Linked DNA regions of Homo sapiens: region 2 is linked to region 1. Evidence: chromatin contacts called from ENCODE Hi-C or POLR2A ChIA-PET data. All regions are on one chromosome and are shown on one strand. The core of a region is the stretch at or near the end of the contact, and the rest is flanking DNA. Distances in the headings are between cores, read along the strand shown. Region 1 has its middle 36 kb from the start of LINC00365. Region 2 holds the start of LINC00365 (long intergenic non-protein coding RNA 365).

The links. Hi-C counts contacts between places; a loop is a spot of excess contacts on that map. ChIA-PET counts read pairs that join two places held with the same protein, here RNA polymerase II (POLR2A).
Region 2: a map of Caco-2 shows a loop between it and region 1 (7-fold over the local background). The contact joins the promoter of LINC00365 here to the enhancer-like site in region 1. A Hi-C loop is called at or near these places in 2 of 168 maps with a recorded cell type or tissue (Caco-2 and mesothelial cell of epicardium). POLR2A ChIA-PET finds 5 or more read pairs at or near these places in 3 of 52 experiments (Caco-2, activated CD4-positive, alpha-beta T cell and activated CD8-positive, alpha-beta T cell).

Annotation. Positions count from the first base shown.
Region 1 is chr13:30,071,068-30,073,966 of GRCh38, forward strand. No RefSeq gene overlaps it. Among named protein-coding and RNA genes, the nearest start is that of LINC00365, 36 kb to the right of the region's middle. Within about 2 kb of position 1,549, at least 5 of the 41 ENCODE cell types and tissues checked have a DNase peak (open chromatin) inside an H3K27ac peak, as active enhancers do.
Region 2 is chr13:30,107,387-30,110,285 of GRCh38, forward strand. LINC00365 (long intergenic non-protein coding RNA 365) reads right to left here and starts at 1,489. Exons shown (of 2, transcript NR_046998.1): 1 at 1,383-1,489.

The DNA.
Region 1 (2,899 bases), core at 299-2,798:
AACAAAACTAAGTTTAAAATCCACAAACATGTAGAAATGTTTGTGCTTAATCATGAAATAATAAAGCACGTTGCAGAGCCATGTGTTTGGTAATGATATGGCTCCGATGAGTGGAGGAACACCAGGGCTCTTGTCTCACGTTGAATTAGATGAAACAACAAGGACACACGTGGAGTGGTTTTAAGGAGCAGAGAATTTAATAGCCAAGAAAGAAGGAAGAAGCTCCCCCGTAGAGAGACAGAGGGAGGGGGGCTCCAAAGCCGAGAGAGAGAACCCCAAGCAGAGTGGAAACCAGCCAGGTATATATAGAGGCTGGAGGAGGCGGTGTCTGATTTGTACAGGGCTCAGGGGATTGGTTTGACCAGGCATGTCATTCATGTAGCCTGCGGAAAAGCTGGCCCTCCCACCCTAGCCTTTTAATATGCATGCAGGGCGCCATGATGTTCTACACACGTAGGGATATGTGGGGGTGGCCTTGATGCCAGGAACATGTGGGGCAAGGGTAAGAAGGCCAGGGGAATCGCCATGTTTGGGTAGACCCAGTTTCTAATATCCTGCATTTGCATATCAAAGGTTGCCAGCCTGGCTCTAAGAGCTGCTTTAAAAACGAAAATTTTTCAAGGACTCTTTTTCCTCTCTATCTGCCTAAAATAATTTCTTAATAACTCCTACAATAGTACGATCCTGTTTCAGTAAAAAGAAATAAACCCAAAGCCCAGTTTATGTGTATATTTGCCTGCATGTGCTTGTATGAGCATCGTGAACAGTTGTGTGTAGACTTTGGATATCTCAGGAAGGTAAGATTAGAAGTTAATAATGGTGAGAATTTTCTCTATATGTCTTTGAACTGTTTTGCCTATAACAACTAATATGTCATATGTTTACAATTTGAAAAACATCAAATGAAAACAATTTCCAGAAAAGAAATTAGTTCCTTCGGATTGTCAACACTCTTTCACACTCATTACCACCTTTGCCCCACTTACCTGTGTAGGAAGAATAAACATGGCTGTCTCCACTTCACTGTTAAGGAAGCAGAGCTGGGAGATGGAAACTGCCTTGTCCATGAACACATGACTATGAGCATTGGAACCTGTCTCCCACCCAGTCTCTTGACCCACAGTCCAGAGGTTTTTAGATACCCCAGTGGATATGGGAGGAGAAAAGCAGCAGCAATAACAGAGAGTGACCAATGGTATCTTTCTAGCCAAGGACAACTCTGCAGCAGGAATGAACTCTGCCTATGACATAAAACATACGTGAACACACAATTATCAGTATTTACCATGTATATCTAAGAAGGCTATTTGTCTAACCTTGCCTGAAGCAGCCAGCATTTGTAATCTTATCACATCATCTGGAAGCTTCAGTGCTAGTTTCATGGGGTTACTCTAGGTCACGTGCCCAGAAGAACCTTCATAAACAACAACTATGGCAGGGAGGAGGGAATAGTGCCTGGCATGTCCTTTCTCCGTATCAGTAACGTGACTTTCCAAGGCCCATTCTGCTGGCTCTATAAGAAGGGAATCCAGTTGGAGACCTTGCAAGTCCTCACCTGTGGGACGTCCTCCCAGGGCGCGGATTTGTGTACTGTTCTTTTACCATATCAGCATCTTTAACAAACACGCCCTGTGCTTACTTAAGAGATCTCTAAGTTCCTGAAAACAAAGGAATGTGCACTGTGACATGGCCAAATGAATCACAGTGTAGCTCCAGGTGGAAGTGGGCCGGGTGGCAGTCTTATCATCTTCAATGGCACTTTGTGCATTCTTGCCTTTGCTGGCGTGGCTAGTCTTTTGAAAATGGATTGGGAATTACGTTTAGGGGTTCAAAAATACTCTTTCCACACCTACATTGATCAGGGTGTGTTTGACTAATGTTTGTGTTATGAACATATGACACATTGGTTGTTATAGGCAATGAGTTTTGGTGGAGCTAGTTGCAATGTGGTGAGCACAGACCCAGCTCTGGAGCCCATGGATCTACAGAGAGACCTGGCTCTGCTACTAGCCATGGGGATCTTGAACAAGCCAGAAATTCTGTGTAGGTCAGTGTTCCCATCTCTAACATTAGAATTATTAAACCTGCTTCCTGTCCCTCATGGATCATTGTGAGAATCAAACTGGAAAATGTATAAGAAAATGCCTTGCAGACCATAAAGCGCTTTAGACACACAGGTGTTGTTATTGATTTGCTGTGTCATAGGAAATGAGAAGTCTCCTCCTTAGGGACCCCTATTTTCAGGCACATATAAAAAATATGTATGTATACATGACTTCAATTTTAAATCCTTCATGGTTAATCCAAGATCCCTGGTAAATCTGTTTTGTAATGTTGAGTGAAATTCCCTCAAGAGATTCTGTTCATATATCTGCAAAGCAGTATTTACCACCAACAAATAGGGATTTTAAAAAGATGCTTTCCCCTTGACCATAGTTATTTCTGCTTGATACTATGCAAATGCCTTTATTTCACAATGCTTTTTCCTTGTTTCTTTAAACGAGAGCTTCAGAAACAAGTATAGTACACTGTGTTGCTTGAGACGTTCAAAATGCAACTAAGTCTTTCCATTCAAAGTTCAGAATATTCTTCTAAATTTAAATAAGATCCACTTGGGCTGAGCGCGGTGGCTCACGCCTGTAATCCCAGCACTTTGGGAGGCTGAGGCGGGAGGATCACGAGGTCAGGAGATCAAGACCATCCTGGCTAACGGGGTGAAACCCTGTCTCTACTAAAAATACAAAAAGTTAGCTGGGCGCGGTGGCGGGTGCCTGTAGTCCCAGCTACTTGGGAGGCTGAGGCAGGAGAATGGCATGAACCTGGGAGGTGGAGCTTGCAGTGAGCCGAGATCGTGCCACTGCACTCCAGCCTGGGCGACAGAGCGAGACTCCGTCTCAAA
Region 2 (2,899 bases), core at 239-2,738, 36 kb after region 1:
GAGACACATGGCCCACAGAAATACTTCCTTAAATTTCCTTCCCTTTCCACCTATTGTCCTCATACTCCAGCACCTCTCTCCTCAAGATTTCCTGAAGAACTCCTCCCCAGCCATAGCCCAAGTAAGCAGAGAGGCATTCTGACCATGGCGGCCCCCTTCCCAGGGCAGCAGAGGGCGAGTCAGCTGAGATGCCAAGCCTTCTCTGATGGGCAGGGGAGCGAGGCCCGGGAACCCTCATGCACGACTCATTGTCATTGCATCCTCACTGTTGAATTTCCTGGATGTGTCAGACCATGAGCCTTGGCAGTGGAGAAACCAGGCATCTGCAGGCAGAAGCCCAGCCATAGAATAGCAAGTCACACAGGCCTGTATTGCCCGGCAATGCAACACGTGTAAGTGGCTGCGGGACTCCCTGCACTCAGCACCAGTGATGAAATCTGTCAGCAGAGATGTAAAGAATCATGTGATCTGGCCGGGGGCGGTGGCTTATGCTTGTAATCCCAGGGCTTCAGGAGGCTGAGGCAGGAGGATTGCTTGAGGCTAGGAGTTTGAAACCAGCGTGGGCAACACAGTGAGATCCCATCTCTACAAAACATTTAAAAATTAGCATGACATGGTGGTGTACACCCATAGTCCCAGTTACTCAGGAGGCTGAGGCAGGAGGATCACTTGAGCCTAGGAGTTCAAGGCTCCAGTGAGCCGTGACGGCACCACTGCACTTCAGCCTGGGCAACCGAACAAGATCTTAACTTTTTTTTTTTAAAAAAGGAAGTGGGGAATCATCAGATATAAATAAATGGTAAGGTTATAAACCCAAGCATCACCAGCAGCTACCACTTTTAATAAATCTGAGAAAAATATCCCCCTTTGCTGACTCAGAGCCATGCCCAGGTTGTCTTTAGCTGTGGCCACGTCTCCCAGCCACCCACATTGCTGCCATCTCTGGGGTTGTGCCCCTCCCTCCTCACTGCGCCCTATTAAAACAATCATCTATAAAGCCACAAAGTGAGGGCTCAGACTAAACCTTGAATACATCCTTGTGAATGCATGGGCTGGCCTCCAAGGCAGCCCTGTCCCCTGCTATGACTCTGCCCACCCCATAGCTCCTACCCTCCACCGTGTTTCCTGGGTCCATTTTTGCAGCTGGGACAGAGAGGGGCAGCTCCAAGTGAGACGGGAAGGTCAAGGGGGCTGTGAAAAGAGACTCCCTCCTTCACACCTGAGGATCTGATCTTACCCAGATTGTTTTTTCCTCACAGAGAAACTCCTCTGGCCCAGTTTCCCATATTGATCTAATCAGCAGTCCAAACATAATTTTGGGACTGTCAAAACAAGACCCGCAGGCCTGACATAGACAATTAACATAAGTCAGGGCAACCCACCTGCCACTTCCCGTCTCTCCCCGACGTCTCGTCAGGATGTTAGCAAAGCCAGTACCCGTTACGGGTGGCAGTATCACCAGGAGCACGCTGTTGAGCAGGGGACTCCTGACATGAGGCTGGAAGCTATAATTACCCGGTGTATAATTTGGTTGCTAAATGGATTGTTGACAAAGGTGTGCATGATGAAATCACAGGCATGTTAGAGCTGAGAGGCAGGCGGGGTCAGGGAGGAGGCAGGCAGTCGTTAACTCCCCACCTCCCTCCAGGCTCCCCTCTGCCAACTGCCGCCACCGCCACCACAGCAGACTCTGACCTCGCTGAATCACCTGGGCCTCGTGTTCCATGACGTTCAGGAAATACCTGGCCTTCCTCCCTCAGGTTTCATCTCGTAATAACTCCCAGCAGAAGCAGACTCACCTTGGCACAGCACTGGGGATGGAGTTCTGATGTCACAGGCCCCTGGGGTTAGCCTGCAAGGGAAAGGAGCCCAGAGGAAAGCTTAGTGGCCCAAGAGGCCAGAAGGGGAGGTCAAAGTCACAGTTTATTCCAGGGAGGTGCTCCATGAGGGTCCCCCCAAAGGGATCAGGCCTGGACATGGGGCACTTCATACATCCACCCGCAGCTGAAGTAAGGAAATCGAAGACCATCTCATTAAATTTGCAGGGAACATAAGGAGGAGGGGAGAAGGGACATTGCCTTCTTTGCACAGTGGCTGAGATGTCAAAGAGTCATTCTAAAATCAGAAAAATGACTTGTCAAAAACAAGCTGACATGCAATAAGGACAAAGAGAGGTGGCCCACTCGAAAATCTACAAAAAGCTAAGGACAAAAAATGTGAATAATGGGATAAACACACAAAAGCCCAGGAGGTCAGATTATATCTCAGCTCAAATGTGCCTTTGTAATAAAACGCTATTGTAAAACAAAAGAGCATAAACTCTAACATAATTTATGTGCATTTATGTTAAAAGAATTTAAGAAATTAAGAATAAAAGAATTTACCAAGAAATAATCATTCTAGTGCTAACAATCCAAACTTTGGAAAGGCATGGGAGAATTAGACAGGGTCTGTGAACAGGAAACAAAAGTGGCAAAGAGATGGAAAGTTCCAAGAGTGAAGAAACGGTAACTCATTCAAAAGCATTCAACACATTCAAAAGTGTTCACGCTACACAAAGGCATGTGCGAGGTGGTTCGGTCCTGAGAGCACACTCGCTGTTCTCGGGAATTCTAGGCAACATGGTGCTGATTTCTGTCTAACATGGGTCTTTCTGGACTTTATCTTAGGAATTTAGTTAATAAAGCACTGAGATAATATTAACAGAAGTTTCATTTGCAGAGTGGTCCCACTAGCCCTGCCAGAAACCCACAAAAACACTGGTGACTGGGCAGTCACAACCAACTCCCCTCTCTCTGTGACAGCAACACTCAGCAGACATTCATGGCACCCGCTGGACTGCAGCATGATGGAAAACCTGAGCACTCATATGACAAACAAGACGAGGTCCACTCCAGCC